Regions from separate parts of the Homo sapiens genome. Here region 1 is linked to region 2. Evidence: read pairs that join two places in POLR2A ChIA-PET (ENCODE). Cell type or tissue: MCF 10A. All regions are shown on one strand. Each heading gives the region's core, and the rest is flanking DNA. Links, peaks and the distances in the headings are about the cores only. Region 1 has its middle 31 kb from the start of SLC1A3. Region 2 overlaps SLC1A3 (solute carrier family 1 member 3).

Region 1 (9,087 bases), core at 468-8,467, 72 kb after region 2:
GAAGAAAGTTCTCTTCATTTTGGTTGCATCTTGTTCAAAATCAGTTGAAAATATTTAATGAAATTATTCAGTGACAGAAACAACTAAAAACTTATTTTTAAGTGCATAGCAAATTGTAGTTATTAAAAACAAAGCTTTCAAATACATAGAAGCAAGAGAAGAAGCAAAAAAAATAATCGATGAGAGCTCAAGTGGTGAAATAGGTTAACATATGGGAAAAATCTTTTGATGAAGATTTTCGTTTTAATTTTATAAGTTTATGTTACAGTCTAGAATGGATGGAAATTGAGAAGACCTATTATTTTGCAGAATCTAAATTTGATTACATATTTAGAAGAATCATAAAAAGGGACACTTTAAAATAAATTTCATCTTGTAAAAATATTTGTTGCAAAAAGTAGTCTAAAGGAAAAAAACAGTACCTGTAAAAATATTTGGGCTAAAATATTTAAGATCTCAATTTAAAAAGTCAAGATTTGGCTGGGTGCGGTGGCTCATGCCTGTAATCCCAGCACTTTGGGAAGCTGAGGCGGGTGGATCACCTGAGGTCAGGAGTTTGAGACCAGCCTGACCAACATGGAGAAACCTCACCTCTACTAAAAATACAAAATTAGCTGGTCGTGGTGGCACATGCCTGTAATCCCAGCTACTCGGGAGGCTGAGGCAGGAGAATCGCTTGAACCTGGGAGGTGGAGGTTGCGATGAGCCGAGATGGTGCCATTGCATTCCAGCCTGGGCAACAAGAGCGAAACTCCGTCTCAAAAAAAAAAAAAAAAGTCGAAATTTGAGAATAGCCTCTATTTAGTAGACTTTGATCAGAGCTGCCTGTGCAGTGGCCAGCATCTGTGAAGACAAGTAGTTTTTCACATAAAAATATTATGGCCAAAAGAGAAGAGTCAATTGAAGCTGTCATGGATTTCAAATTTATTAATAAAATATTCACCTATAAAGAATGTTGCAGGCTATTTTATGAGAAAATTAAAAATAATAATTTCATATTAAAAATTATGTTGAAAATATTTAATGAAATTATTCAGTGACAGAAACAACTAAAAACTTTTATTTTGAAGTGTATAGCAAATTGTAATTATTAAAAACAAAGCTTTCAAATACATAGAAGCAAGGGAAGAACACAAGTGACATAGTATTATAGACAGAATTACAAAACTGATTAAGTATATGAATATATACCAAGAATAATTATTTTACTTTTATTCTTTTTAATGTTCAGCTATTAATATAATTTTTTTAAAAAATATGCTAACGAACTCAGATGCATTATTTTAACTTCTAAAGAAAATTTCAGCTTAAAAAATTATTTTTAATAAGAATAATTCACAAATTCTCCAAGAAAATAACACCAATTTGTTGATCACTGAATATTTTTATAAATACTATATAATTTTAATTATATGTTTTAAGTTTTTATTTTGATGCAATTTCAAATTCATAGAAAATTTGCAAGAAACCGAGTGCGGTGGCTCATGCCTGTAATCCCAGCATTTTGGGAGGCCGAGGCAGGTGGATCATGAGGTCAGGAGTTCGAGACCAGCCTGACCAACACAGTGAAACCTCGTCTCTATTAGAAATACAAAAATTAGCCGGGCTTGGTGGCGGGCACCTGTAATCCCAGCTATTCAGGAGGCTGAGGCAAGAGAATCACTTGAACCCAGGAGGCGGAGGTTGCAGTGAGCTGGGATCATGCCACTGCACTCCAGCCTGGGCGACAGAGTGAGACTCTGTCTCAAAAGAAAAAAAAAAAAAAAAGAAGAAGAAGAAAAGTTGCAAGAGTTTTACAAGGAGCTCCAGTATGCCCTTACCAGCTCCCATTTTGCTTCCATGTGCTTTAGTATTCTCCTCTCTGTCTCTGTCTCCACTCATCCCCCATTCCCTGTCTGTCTGCCTCTGTCTCTTTCTGTCTCATATCCATGTGTGTATTTATTTAAAATATTATTTTTCTGAACCATCTGAATGTAGGTTCAAGACATCATTCCCCCTTTCTGCTAAATCATTTGGTGTGGATTTTCTGAAAATAAGGATATTAAATTCAGGAAACTTAACATTGTTAAGTTCCTATAACACTGTTTTCTAATCCATAGTCCCTATGTAAATTTCATTTCTTGTCCTAATAATGTCCCTTATAGCTATTTTTTTTTCTGGTTCATGATCCAATCCAGTATCACATGTAGCAATAGTTGTCAGGTCTCTTGGGCTTCCTTTAATCTGAAACAGTTCCTTAACTTTTCCTTGTCTTATTTAACCTTGACATTTTTTTTTTAAGAGAACAAGGCTGTTTGTTTTGTAGAATGTCCCTCAATTTGGGTATGATTAGTTTCGGGCTATGTATTTTTGGCAGGAATAAAGCGATATATCCTTCTCAGTATATCATATCTGGAGGCATACCATGTTGATTTGTCTCAATATTAGTGATATTGACTTAGATCATATGGATAAGATGGTGTCCACCAGAACTCTCCCTTATAAGGTGGAGATATTTTAGTGAAAATTACTCAAAGATCATGTGAATCAAATTTTTACCCACTATAGTTAACATTAGTTGATTTTATCAGTTGTCCTAGATTTGGCCAGAGGGAGCTCCTTCAAGTTGCCTTTTTGTCCTTTTGATATGCTTTCTTATTCTTTAAGCACTTTCTTGCTTTTCAGCATGAGATACCACAGGATCATCTTGTATTCCTTCTCTCCATGGAAACCTGGCTTTTGGCTAACAATGGTGTTTATAAACCACAAACGGATACTAGATATGCTTATTGTTACATGTGTGTCATTGCTTAAGGCTTTCTCAGTGCTATGTGTGTTTGGACATGTGTGGATGTCTCTACAAAAAATTTTTAAAAAAATCAGCTGGGCATGGTGGTGTGTGCCTGTAGCCCCAGCTGCTCAAGAGGTTGAGGCAGAAGGATCGCCTGACCCCAGGAGTTCAAGGCTGCAGTGAGCTATGCATTCACTCCTTGACATTGTCTTACAGGTTCCTAAAGTTTTGTACATCTTATTTCAATGTTTTCCTCTTTCTTTTTATATTGGATAATTTCAATGGGTCCATTATTAAATTTATTGACATTTTCTTCAAATTCCATATCTGATTCCTCAAACTGGCACTTTCTGCTTGAGTTTTAGTTATCTTAGACTTGTGTCAACTGGGGCAAACTCTCAGACAAAAAGCTATATAAACATGATTTTTTTTTTTGAGACAGAATCTTGCTATGTTGCCCAGGCTGGAGTGCAATGGTATGATCTCAGCTTACTGCAACCTCTGCCTCCCAGCTTCAAGCAATTCTCCTGCCTCAGCCTCCTGAGTAGCTGAGATTACAGACATGTGCCACCACATCTGGCTAATTTTTGTATTTTTTGTAGAGACGGGGTTTTGCCACGTTGGCCAGGCTGGTCTTGAACTCCTGACCTCATGATCCATCCGCCTCAGCCTCCCAAAGTTCTGGGATTACAGGCGTAAGCCATCGTGCCCGACCTACAAATTTTATCCAGTGCAGTTCCCTGATTTGAAACACTGACTCTCCTCCAGTTTCTGCTTCTTTTATTGCTCTCCAGAACCTTCAGATGATGATTTAAAAAAAAAAAATTTTCAGCACGATCTACAGAAAAGTTAGTCAATACAAGCTACTTTGCCAATACCAGACATGGAAGTGTCAATACAAATATTAGTCCTTAATTTTTCTAATAAGAAAAAATGTGTAATTTATATCTAAATAAAAATAGGCTTGGTTAATAACTGAAGTGATAGAATAGTAAGTTGTAAAAATAAATAAATTCTCACAATTTAAAATATTTTTATAAATATTTGAGTTATAGTTGACAAACTTGCCTTAAAATATCTCATGTGTTATCATGAGCCTATTTGTACACCACTAGAATATAGCTCATGCCATGAACAATATTCCTCAAGGAAACAATAGCTACTGAACTGTTCTACTTCCTGTTTAATGAAACAATCACATACTTGAATGCTGACTGTGCTAAGTTGCTATTAAGGTTTCTAAATGTACATTCTGTATTTCTGTATTTAGCTCATGGCAATTCAGCCGCAAATACCTCACAGACTGGCACCAGTTTGTGAAACGCACTGTGAATAGTGTTAATATATGGGGCATTTCCCCTCTGGCTTTCTATGCTAAGTCTCACCCTTCCCCATCCAGTTGTATTCTTCATTTTTTTCTACCCTGCTCTGTACTCAAGACGCTGACATGCACTGACCGTGATCCCCTGCCTTCTGGCATCCTGTTGCATTTGGCCAACAGAAATAATCAGCAGGAGATAGAAAGGCAGAAGAGTGAGGTTGGAATGTTTATTCCTACAGCTTTTCTTAACAGGTCATGGAGGGTGAGTTGTGTCCCTGCTCCTCTACTATAAGTCACAGCTCCTGTCAGGTAGCCCTCTCCTTATGCCTACCCTCTTTAGGTACTGATCTACTTTGTCCCCTTGCCCTTCAGTCCCATAGAGGGTGATGGCCCTCCTTTGTTACTAGTATGGTATTGCATTTCCCTCCCCACCCCCTGCCACATCTTTAAATTGTGCTTTTATTAACTATCTTCAGTATATACATGTGCCATCTCTTTACTGTCAGGACTCTGACTGAGACATTCTCCTTGGCTAGGATTTGGGTCTGGGTTGTAAGAGTGAACAATTTGCACAAAACCAAAGAGCTTTCTAGAAGAAATAGAATGGAGACACCAATACCCTCTGTTTTGCAGATTAACATGAAGAGATTATATCTGATGAATTGAGGTGGCTCAGATTGAGGGTCAACTGGTAGATGTGTACATTCACTATGAGAGAAAGGAACCAAGGCCAGATCATCAAGGAAAGAGCTGGCTGGGAGCTCAGGATGTGGCCGAGGCTGTAAGGTTCCTCCTGATGGACCCTTCCTGGCACTGTGGACATACATCTGGAAAACATCTGTGTGTGATTGTTCAGAATGAGCCAGGTAACTAGAAAATGTGCCTTTGTTGTGTAGTGACTGTTGTTGACTTTTACATGTCTTTTTTTTTTTTTTTAATTCACCTTAAGAAACTCCTGCCAAACCAGTAGCATTGATGTGAATTGGTGCCCAGGTCCCTTTCTTTAGTGACGGGTGGCCAGCACAAGTATGATAAATCACCACTGTTCTTGCAGCAGTGACCAAAGATTGAATCTCACTATCAAACTACCTGCTTTCCACAAGCACTTTACCAGCAGCAACTGCACTAGAGCCTGGCATTCTTCAGTGAATGAACTCCTCATATTTCCCAGTTTTCTTCCATCATGGGGTAATAACCAGGACTGCTGCCTTCAGCAAAGCAAGCCTCTTTGCATTCTTTCTTTTAGTATGGGAGGTGAGATACCCCAAAGAGGGAGGCAATACATTTTCACAATAGAAGAGTAGAGCTCAGAGTTATTTAATGTAAATATTTTAAAAAGACTCAGCATTATTTTATACCCCATGTTGGCAAATCACAAAAACAGCTATAAGGTATATCTAAAGTGGTAGGTAACTGAGTCAATGATAACACTAGAATTATAGTCTGTATTATGTTCTTTATAGATATTGGTGCTTTTAGGGCAGAAAGTTTGGTTGAGAAAAGTACATTTACTAAGTAGATAAAATTCCTACCTCATGTGTATAAGACTGATTCCTAAGAAGATGGAATTTTAGAATATCCTATTTCTTACTATATAAACTTGGGCTTGGTTAGATGTTAAGACCAATAGTAGCATGTTTGTGTGGAGAGAGGTCAACAAAGAACTAATCTAACTGGTTAAATTTACCAAGAGTTATTGTTTTTGTGATCTCTTTTTACTATGTTTGGGCCAGTGTGTGTGTGTGTGAGCATGTGTGTTTTCTTCAGCATGTTGTTTTTGAAATGTATATCTGCCCTTAGAGAGTTCTGTGATGAGAATATTTGAAAACCTCTTTAAAAACCTCTGAAGTCCTTTAAGTGCAGTCACCTGTTGATATGTGGTCAAAACATAATTCACAACGAAACATTCATTCTTTGGGATTAGTCCACATCCATCAGGCAAAAGCTTGTCTAGTCAGATGCCTTTTTCAGAGGCCATGGTGGGTAGTCTTGCTGTCTGTATTGTTTTAAGATGACTCATATCAAGGGTTAAATTCCTTGGTTTTTGCTGGTGTCACGTGGCCAAACATTTGCTGGGTATGGAGTTTTTCTCTCTTCATCCACCAACAAAAGCCTCAAGGTCTATTCTTTTCTTCCTCCCACGTTGGGACTCACCTCTTCTTTACTCCTCCATTCCCATCATTGTTCTCTTCCACTTCCTCTCACTTCACTCATGTGCTGCCTGCCTTGAAGAGGAGGCAATGGAAGAATTTCAGTTAATATCTTCCTGTAAAAATCTTAGTTGAATAAGCAAAAAGTGTACAGTCTGGTGGAGAAGATACCTAATTAGAGATGACAATGTTTGAGACATATGCTCTAATTAAAGTGAGCCCACAATGCTATAGGATGTATGGGAGAAAGCTCACCTTGGGAAGGTCCAAGAAGGTTTTCTATGTTAGAAGATACTTTTCTGAATTAGAAGATACTTTTAGAAGATACTTTTCCATATTAGAAAATACTCTTAAAAGTATAACTTGAAAGAAAGGTAAGCAGAGGTGAAATCATGAAAGAATTTGAATGACATGCTAAGGAGTTTTGGGGAGTCCTAGAATACTTTAAAGTGGCCTGTTAAGCTTCGTGTCTTTGGAAGCTCTCTCTAGTGGCATTTGGGAGGATGAACTGTAGACAGAAGATCTAATTGGACACAAATGAATCAGAACAGGTGAGAAATTGTGAGCACCTAAAAGTGGGTCAATGAGTTTGTATAAGAGGAGAGAGAATCAAGAGGCATTTTAGCATTTAGACTCCATGGTACTTGGTGACCAATTGGATGGGCAGGTGGAATAGGGATGGTGAGGAGTCAGCGGTAGGTCCTCCAGGTTTGAGGGACTGATGGATAGTAGAGGCACTGGCCAAAAGAAGGAATGTAGGTATAGAAGCAAGTGTGTTTGGGGGAGGGTGAGTGGATAAGAGATAATGAGTTTATTTTTGAACATATTGGATTTGAGGTGTCTATGGAGAGATAATAATCAGATGTCTTAAGGATGTAAAAAAAAAAAGGTTTTCATTTCTCATTCTTAAAACTGGTAATATTCAGTAACTTTCAAGTTAATATTCAGTAACTTTTTATATTTTTTCCATCATACTAACATTGTTATAATTTTTTTTTCTTAATCTATTCGGCCACACAAAAACATAGTTCCAACTCCTTTGCATGCCAAGTTTGTGAGTTGTTTTTGCATCATCACTATTATTGGATTAGAAATATATTTTACCTTAAAATATAAACTTAAGTTTGGTTGCATTATTGTTCGACATTTCAGAACAAAACACTTTTTATATACACATCTCATTTTTCTCTATACAACAGTGCTAACAGTAGGTTATCAGATGAGGAAACTGAGGCTCAAGTATAATAGGCAAGTACTTAGGCTTGTGCAGAGAGGGGTCAAAAGACTAACATTTGAGAAGCTGGCCTGCAATGGGTCTGCAGAATAAGCAGAACCAGAAGTGGGTGTCAGAGCTGGGATAAGAAGGAAGAAACTGTGTGTTGACATGGGAGAGTCAATAGGGCCTCCAGCAAGCAGCAGAAGCAGCAGAATATTGCCCGAGGCTAGACCTCTTCTACCTGTGTGGAAAAGAGTGGCACCCGGCCCATTTCAAGATCCTCTGGGCACTTCGCATTCAATTCCATACATTAAGAACATCTACTATGTGCTTGGCACAAGGCCAGGAACTGGGGGTATAAAGAATAAGTTAGTTCTTCCTCTCCAGGGGCTGGGAATGGCAGATATATAAACAATTGACTATACACAATTGATGAGTTCTAAAACAGAGTAAAGAATAAGATACCTTGGAGATAGGGAAGAGGGAGTAGTTAATATTATGTAAGAGTGAAGTAAAGAGAAGATGAAGAAAGAAGTTACATTTGAGCTGAACCTTGGAAAGACTGGTGAGACATTTCCCAGGAGGAGAGGAGGACAAAGATGTTCCAAGTACAGTGAAAAAACGGCAAAAACTTGGAAGTATACCAGCTTCTGGGGTGGATATAGGTTGATGTAAAACATACTGCAAAGGATAGAATAGCTCATGGAAAAAGACCCAGATAGAAAGGTGGACATTTTACTACCAACTCAAGGCAAACTATTCAAAAGCAAGTCAGGGAGGATGGGAGAAGGAAGGAAACCCACAGACCACCTCTCTCTATGGTATAATCAGCTTGATGGCTGACACTTGTATGGCCCTAGAGACTTTAATAATCTTTATGTCCCAAAGATTCTGGGAGGGTCGGGAGATTGGACATGCATGGGAAAGTTTGGTTGTGAATACCCTGTCTTTCTTATGCTGGAGTCTGTACAAGGTTTTGGGCAACTAGTTTTCTGCACATGTTTACTTTAAGTCACAGACACCACGATCTTGGGGTTACGTGGATCTCAGAGGCTCCTCGCTCCCTGATGTGAAGATACCTGTGAAAAATTGGGTAGAAATCAAGTGTTTGTCAATGATGGGAGAAAGGGTTGCATGAAAAAGTCAGGACTTATGTTCCTCTTGAGGCCTAAATGGAGATGAGCAGGTGCACCTAGCAGAGAAGGGTAGTCTGTGCTCAGGCACAGGTATGGACGTCAACAAGATACATGGGAGAATGTGGAAACCTTCCTCAAATGAACAGAGTACTTGTGTCCCCAGGAGCAAGCTTACGTCAGCAAGGCTGTTTATAAAGCATTTATATCGGACTTGAGAGGACTGTGCAGGCTTCTGAGCAATGGGTAGTGAAAGGGACTTTTTAGGAAGATTATTCTGGATGAGTGGAGAGCCTGGAGTCCCTGATTAAATTTGCATTTTTAATTCCTGGGTTCTTATGAAGTAGAAGGAAGCTTTCATGTAATTTTCATGATAAGCAGATTGAATGGACACCCATCAGCCTCTTACTCTTCACAACTGAGAGTTCTGGAGTTTAGGGTAAACATAGGACTGAGTTAAGGAAAAATGGCCTGAAGCCTGCATTGAGTAGCTGAAA
Region 2 (8,000 bases), core at 1-8,000:
CTTTTTCCCATTTTCAAAGAAAACAAATAATTTTTGTTGAGTCTGAGGAAGCAGCAATTGCATTGCCAAAGGCTGGCCCTGCCTAACTCAATATCCTTTGGCCAATTGACTTGTACCAGCTTTTAAAAGCTATGGGTTACAAAGGATCTTCAAGGCCATTTCAGCTATAGAGTTTTAATGCTTATATCTATCTCTCATGACTGAAAACCAATGGTTTGGGGGAAAGAGAAAGATGTTAAACAATACCATGGTGACATAATCATCAAAATCCAGATTGTGGAAGACTAATTTTACCTGACAACCTGATCTCTTTAACAAACAAATTACAAATAAGAAGGGTGGGAAAGGAAGACAGAGATAAAGCTGGTGATAGAGAATGTGAGAGCTAGCCTTCAAACTTAACAGATTCAGAGACTCTGTCAAACAAATTCAATGTATGAATATGGCTTGATTCAAACAAACTGTGAAAAGAGAAAGAAAAGAAATGGGGATTTTTGAAAACTGACTAATGGCATTATTAAAGGATTATTATTTATGTTTTAACAAGTGATAATGGGTATTATGATTATATTTAAGGGGAGAAAAATCCTCTTTTACAGATGGATAAATGACCCCAGTGGAAAGCAGCCTTTCCCTCAGACTATAGACAATCCCTATCCTGTATTCAGGAGAGAGGACTTCCACCCTCACCTGAGAGTTAGAGGTCAAGGTAGAAACAGTAGACAAGTTCACTCAACATTTAATCTAGTTTCCCCACCCGCCTCTACACTAAGACTTGGATGTCCCCAAAACAGTAAGGTAGACTGATATTCCCATAGGAAAATTTCACATCTGCCCACAAACGTATTTCTGAAAGTAAAATCAATGCTTGTAAAATTTTGAGTCAAATTTTAAGTGCACTAAAGTAATCCATGATGGAACGTATTATAATTAATTGTTTTTGGAAAACTCACACAGTGATTTTCAATGGGGAAGGCCCATCTCACTCAAGGGTTGAGGACTGGGGGAAATGAATATTGGGATATCAGAATAATCTTTAGTTTTTAAAAGCCATACAAATTAACATAGCTCCTTCTGCTCTCTCTACACCAACAATAAACACAAAAGCAAAGGGTTATATTAGCTACTATTAATTACTGAGAAGAATGACTTTTTATCCCATAAGTATATTGAGACCGGAAAAATTTTGAGAATCATTGATCAGGACTTTTCTTTAGGGTATTTTCTCAAAGTGAACTGTACCTCATTATTTCAACACAGTCAGGAATTGTTTTAGAATAAATCTGTTGGAGTGAAGTTCCTAAAAGAAATACAAATATCTTCCTTTTCAGGAGACAAATAATAAACTATAGAAAGGCTGCAGTCCTACGCTTTATGTCACTTTTTAATCTTAGTCTTGTCAGCCAACAGAACATAGGATTGTGTTTTTCTTTGGGAAGCCTAAAAATAGGAATTTATGCCAATTGTCCCTTTTTGTGTGTGTGGATAGAGATACGGAATAGAGATAGAGAATCTTTTTTTTTTTTTTTTTTTGAGATGGAGTTTTGCTTTTGTTGCCCAGGCTGGAGTGCAATGGCACAATCTCAGTTCACTGCAACCTCCACCTCCCAGGTTCAAGTGATTCTCCTGCCTCAGCCTCTGGAGTAGCTGGGATTACAAGCATGGGCCACCAAACCTGGCTAATTTTGTATTTTTTTTTTAGTAGAGATGGGGTTTCTCCATGTTGGTCCAGCTGGTCTCGAACTCCCAATCTCAGGTGATCCACCCACCTTGGCCTCCCAAAGTACTGGGATTACAGGCATGAGCCACCAGGCCTCGTCAAGATAAATAATCTTTTACCAATGAGTCAATCAGATACATTCATTCAAGTAGGGTAGATGTGTGACTTTTACAATTAAACATACATAAGGACTATAATTATAGCACTGTACAGTCGGGAATGTTCATTATGTGCAGTATAAAAGTATGTATTTGTGGTAGTTTCTTGGGAAATTTTTTTGCTTTTATATTTTTTTTCTTCTATTGCAATCTTAGTAACCCTTGAACCACAGGCCATTAACACAGGATCATGAGAGATCAAAATCTTACACCTTCCCCCATTAAGTCTTCACAATGTATGTAGTTGAAGGGAAAAATGGTGAGATGTGCTATCTTTAATGACCTGTTGATGCCTAAAAAAGCCTTTTCAAGTCTGTCTTGATGACGCTGCACTTTTTGAATGTGGATTTGGATTATCTGTACACGTGAGAAGTTGTTATCAGTAGCTCAGTGTCACAAGAAGGCCAGGGGGGTTATCCTACAAGAACACAGTGATTATGAACAAAGCCCATCCAAGCCATAAATACCTTCCAAGGGCAACCAAAGGTTATAAAAGCTGAACTCCCAGACTATTCTGAGGAAGGGACAGCATGAAACGTGGGACAGAATGCATTTTTAAGTTGTACAAGGTCTGACTTATTATGGAGGCAAAAATGGTAGATTTTGCAGGTTCACATTAACTTAAGAACCGTATTCCAAATTTTACATTAATCGTTAATAAAAAGGTTTCTTGACACAAATCTCAAATTTCCTTGAAAAGTTCCTAAGTTAAATTTCTGAAACTTAAGTTTGTTGCCCAGAGTGGTACAGTCTTGCCTATAGGTAAAAAAATTGAAATGCAAATCTTTAAAAATTTTTCTTTCAACATTGAGACAGTATAATCATAAAAAAACTCTTAATAATGGCAAGGTATTTAGAATAATAAAACACTATTCCTCGCATATTTATATGCTTGGTCCTCAAAAAAAGAGATAAGCAGACACCAAATAGTAAGCTTCATGATAATTAATGCGTTAATTAAATAAAAATCTCAGTGATGAAAGAAATGCAGAATGGCTTACACATTAACCCTAACTCCAAAATGTTCACCATACACTTACAGCTGATTTTAGTCTCCTCCCAATAAATATTGGAATAAATTAAAAACAATAAACAAACAAACAAACAAGAAGCCACGAAGTTAGTGTGGCAAATTGTGATAAAAGAAACTGCTGTCTTTTAAAGCCTAATAATTTTGACTTTTGCCTTTTCTCAAAAACAGTTTTCAATGGCAAAAATAAAACAAAATGGATCCCTGGAGTCTGGATGTTTGCTAAGGAAATGGCCCTTCAGTCAAAATTTGACCCAAATCTCCCTTTTTCCAATGCTGACAAAAAGCTCCTTCCATGAAAGATTAAAATTCTATCTTAATGTTTATAAGTGCTCTTCGGTTGTGAGAAGACTGATAGGTGGAATGGCAAAACAAAATGTGCCAAAGTAAAATTGGTTAAATGTGCTTTAATACATGTGGTCTCTCTCCCCACTTCTCTCTTCCAAGCAATGTTTGGGATCATTTTGAATGCCAAAGGAAATATTCTTCTTAACAAAAAATACAGTTGAATTTGAATGTTTCTTGATTGAACATCAAAAATGGAAACATTTACTTGGATGGACTGAGGATGCTTTACTCCAGAGAAATTCATGGCAGATAATTTTGCCTCTTGTACATTGAAAATAATTAAATTATTTCATTCAAATCCTCTAAGTAGGTTTCATTATGAACAGTATGTGGCTGGAAATAGAAATTGGTCAACAGTGAGTGTTTGTTGAGTACTCACAGGACTTGAAGAGTATTTTAAGAGGCAAATGACCAAATTAGACTCTTAACTGAAACTACAAAAGAACCACACATTTCCAATAGACTAGATAAACAAAAACAAATGAAAATTTGTATTTTGTAATGTGGTGTCATATGAGACCTATATTTTATTAGAATAGATACATCTTGGCTAGTGACACCAAGGCTTTGGAATAGAGGTGGTTTCGATGAGAAACATCCCACAGGACCAGTTCTATCCCTGACCTTTATACCCCAGAAGCACAGTTAATGTGGGACAAATATAGTATACTTTTAAAATTCCTGCCAGCAGCTCTGCTTCCCTCACATCACTCTTTGTACTCCACTGAGGCAGGAATGACTTACACCTGCAAAAATGTGAGGAATCCTTTCCTCAAAAATAGCTCTTTGAACATTATTTGTGGGTACTATTGTAAAAGAGAATTTTCCAAGGCTTAGGAACCACTTACGGAATTGTCTCTCTAGAGAGACCACAAATATGACACCGCAAACTATTTTCCTTGGGAAAATCCTGTCTTTCCACTAGGGAGGTCAATTATTGTTATAGACATGAACTTACCCTTGCAGAGCTCTATGCCTCTCTAACACACACTGAGGACCTTGACTGCAAGCCTTCATCAAAATGGAGACGCACTGTCTGCCTTCATGGAGCTTGCCCTTGGAGAGCTGGCCCTGAGCCACCAAAAGCAAATCACAGGGCTGAGGGACAAAGCTGACACATAGACCTGAATGTGGTTTTGTCCAACTACAGTGGGCAGACATTACTGAATAATACTTAACATTTAAATTTCCAAAAGGTTTGGATATTGTGTTTATATTTTTTTGAGGGTTATTTTATGTCCCTTGTGTGGATTTCAACACAGAAAAGATAAATCTGAAAAAGCAAAACACACAGAGGAAACCAAGTGTTAGTGAAAAATACCAGCCCTTGTTATCTAAACTTGTCCATGCAATATTCTATCAGCGTTCTTTACAATTCCAGATTGTCCTTCGTCAGACCAATAATCTGTCCTGTCTTTGGCAGTTGCACCAGCCAAGCAATGCTGCCCTCCTTGATGTCAACTTCAAAAAACTTACGTATCTTTAGCTTTCCCTTAATGATATAGGTTTGCTTCTTTAAAGAGTATTCAGTGGGTTACCCATAGCTTACTCCAAAGAGTCTCCTGGGGGTTTTCTTTAATGAACAAAAGGAATGTCTTGTAATCACTACATATATTACTTACATATGTGAAAGAAGACATCAATATCAATGCAAGAAGTTGCTTGGCCTGTAGCTCTATTCAAGAATAAAAATGAGCAATAATCTGTACCATGATAAACTGGTATATGAAGTAGAAGTAAATTTTGTGTAGCCTCTGCTGGGAATTCAAGACATGAGATAGAAGAAAACATTAACCCTAACTCTCCAATTATATAGGAAATAATGGATAATTCAAATAACAGGACTCCAAAATGCTCAGTACAAATGTGCAACTGATTTTAACCTCGTCCAAATAAAGACGAATGAAACAACCCCAAAATTACTGAGAATGGTTGGCTTACAAAGCCTTTCCAGCAAGCTTCACTTTGGCCTTTTTTGTTGATGGTCAAAAGGCAATGGAGGGCCGGGCGCGGTGGCTCACATCTGTAATCCCAGCACTTTGGGAGGCCGAGGTGGGGGTAGATCACAAGGTCAGGAGTTCAAGACCAGCCTGGCCAAGATGGTGAAACCTGTCTATACTAAAAATGTAAAAATTAACTGGGCGTGGTGGTAGGCACCTGTAATTCCAGCTACTTGGGCAGCTGGGGAAGAGAATTGCTTGAACCTGGGAGGCGGAGGTTACAGTGAGCCGAGAACACGCCACTGCACTCTGGCCTGGGTGAGAGTGAGACTCTATCAAAAAAAAAAAAAAAAAAAAAAAAAAAAAGGCAGCGGAAGTCAGTCCTCAAAGATAAAATCTGGTTTTGAGGTCCGATTAGTGTTTTCAAAAGGGGAGGATCCCCAAAAACAGAACTTGAGGGGCTCTCCTTGCAGATACTCAAGTGCAGTTACCTCCAGAAAGCAAATATTTACTTTCTTTCTGAATTAAAAATAACTAACTTGGAATTAGAGCTCATAATAAAAAGCATTATAATGAATGTAAAATTCAATACTATGGTAAAAGACCTACACAGAACTTTCAGCAATGACGCCGCCCCATAAATTGAGATATAGCCTGAGACTGAAGCAGCTTGTAAAATCTACTTCATACCAGTGAGATTTGTTATCAGCACTTCACTTTTAGCATCCACATTCCTGAGAGGGAACTTGGGTATGTAATCCAGAGGTCCTCCTGTTGCAGTTGTCTCCCCCCAGGCCCACCCTCACCACCAACCACCTCACAGGACAACCACAGGGGCGGCTGAGGAATGTCTTGACTTGGAGATACCTGATCACTGACCCACAGACTAACATCCTGGTTAACTTGAGTATCTGTATTACTCATCTTAGAAAGTAAAATTTAGGATAGGGAGCAGCTATCTAACTCAAAGCAGTGTAAAAGTGATTAACTGTGCTTAAGTTAGACTGATAAGCAAATAATCATTTAGAATAGTCCACTCAAAAGAATTGACATTAAAATATTTATATCTGCCTTATTTTTGAAAATTTTAATTATGGTATAAAACACATAATAAAATGTGCCATCTTAACTATTTTTAGAGGTACAGTTCAATAGTGTTAAGCATATTCAAATAGTTGTGTTACCTGCTTTACTTTTGTAATTAACTTTATTTTTATTCACTACAACTAAAGAAATAAACTCATATTTTAGTGCAACAAAAAGTTATAACTGATGAGTTTACCATCTACATTTTAAGGGATTTCAACAATTATTTTAGTGTAGCCAAAGACTTAACATTTGAATTTTACAATTTTTGAAATATGAAATGCACAATTACAATACCTAGACTACATATCTTATGACTTCAAAGCTTTAGCCAAAACATGTATCACACGGATAAGAGCAAGAATCCTCTCACACCTAAGACAAACAAAAGGTATTACTAACGACATCCCACTGTATTTCCTTTTTGGTTTTGGCTATTATATCTCTTTGCTATGGGGGGTGGGGGGAGACGTTTTACTTCAAAAGTACATAATAATATAAAACTACTTATTTTCACTGATGTTTCATTATTCACATTGCAATTTATTTATTTATTTATTTATTTATTTATTTATTTATTTATTTTTTGAGACGGAGTCTTGCCCTGTTGCCCAGGCTGGAGTGCAATGGCTTAACAGAATGCAATGGCCCAATCTTGGCTCACTGCAACCTCCACCTCCCAGGTTCAAGCAATTCTCCTGCCTCAGCCTCTCGAGTAGCTGGGATTACAGGCTCATGCCACCACGCCTGGCTATTTTTTGGTATCTTTAGTAGAGACTTGGTTTTACCATGTTGGCCAGGCTGGTCTCGAACTCTTGACCTCATGATCCACCCGCCTCGGCCACCCAAAGTGGTGGGATTACAGGTGTGAGCCACCGTGCCTGGCCCACGTTACCCTTTGTAAGAAGCACTTCAGAGTGCTTATTTAGAGCAGGTGTTAACTACAGTAAGGAATTCTTCTCAAGGAGGACCATAGCTATGATTTATGACAAGTGGTACAGTAATCCCTGTATAGTCTAGTGCCCAGCGTTTTTACAAGGTGTAAGTTTAATATATAAAGAACGATTACAATTCAATAACAAAAAGCCACCCCCATTAAAAAATGGGCAAAGGATCTGAATAGACATTTCTCTAAAGAAGATGTATGAATGACTAATAGGCACATAAAAATATACTTGACATTATTAGCCTTCAGAGAAGTGCAAATCAAACCACAGTGAGACAGCATTTAATACCCACCCTGATAAAAAGATGAATAATAACTAAAAGACAGATAATAAGAAGTGTTGGTAAGAAAGTGGAGAAATTAGAACACTCATACACTGCTGCTGGGGATGTAAAATAGTGCAGCCACTTTGGAAAATGGCATGGTAATTCTTCAAAAGGCTAAGAAGAGTTATCATATGACCCAGCAATTCTATTCCTAAGTAAATACACAAGAGAAATGAAAATGTATGTCCATGAATGTTCAAAGCAGCCTTATTTATAATAGCAAAAACCAAACCAAACCAAAAAATAGGAAAAACCCAAATATCTAACTAATGAATGGATAATATTCCATTATATGGACATGTCATATATGGAATATGGACATGTGATATGTTCATTATATGAATGGGTAGTATTCCATTATATGGACATATCACATGTCCATGTATATGCAATATGTATGTATCATATTATTATTCAGCTATAAAAAGGAACGAAGTACTGATATA

What was found. ChIA-PET counts read pairs that join two places held together with the same protein. Peaks named below come from ENCODE experiments on the same cell type or tissue, not always from the same donor. Only the 100,000 strongest peaks of a DNase experiment are listed, where the experiment ranks them.
Region 1: POLR2A ChIA-PET joins it to region 2 with 5 read pairs; 2 of 35 experiments call an interaction of 5 or more read pairs at or near these places.

The regions. Positions count from the first base shown.
Region 1 is chr5:36,570,576-36,579,662 of GRCh38, reverse strand. No RefSeq gene overlaps it. Among named protein-coding and RNA genes, the nearest start is that of SLC1A3, 31 kb to the left of the region's middle. In MCF 10A, for the core only: no CTCF peak of the experiment used is centred there; DNase peaks (open chromatin) are centred at 4,042 and 6,032.
Region 2 is chr5:36,642,882-36,650,881 of GRCh38, reverse strand. All of the region lies in intron 3 of SLC1A3 (solute carrier family 1 member 3), which reads right to left. Among named protein-coding and RNA genes, the nearest start is that of SLC1A3, 40 kb to the right of the region's middle. RefSeq lists an enhancer at 3,637-4,836. In MCF 10A, for the core only: no CTCF peak of the experiment used is centred there; no DNase peak of the experiment used is centred there.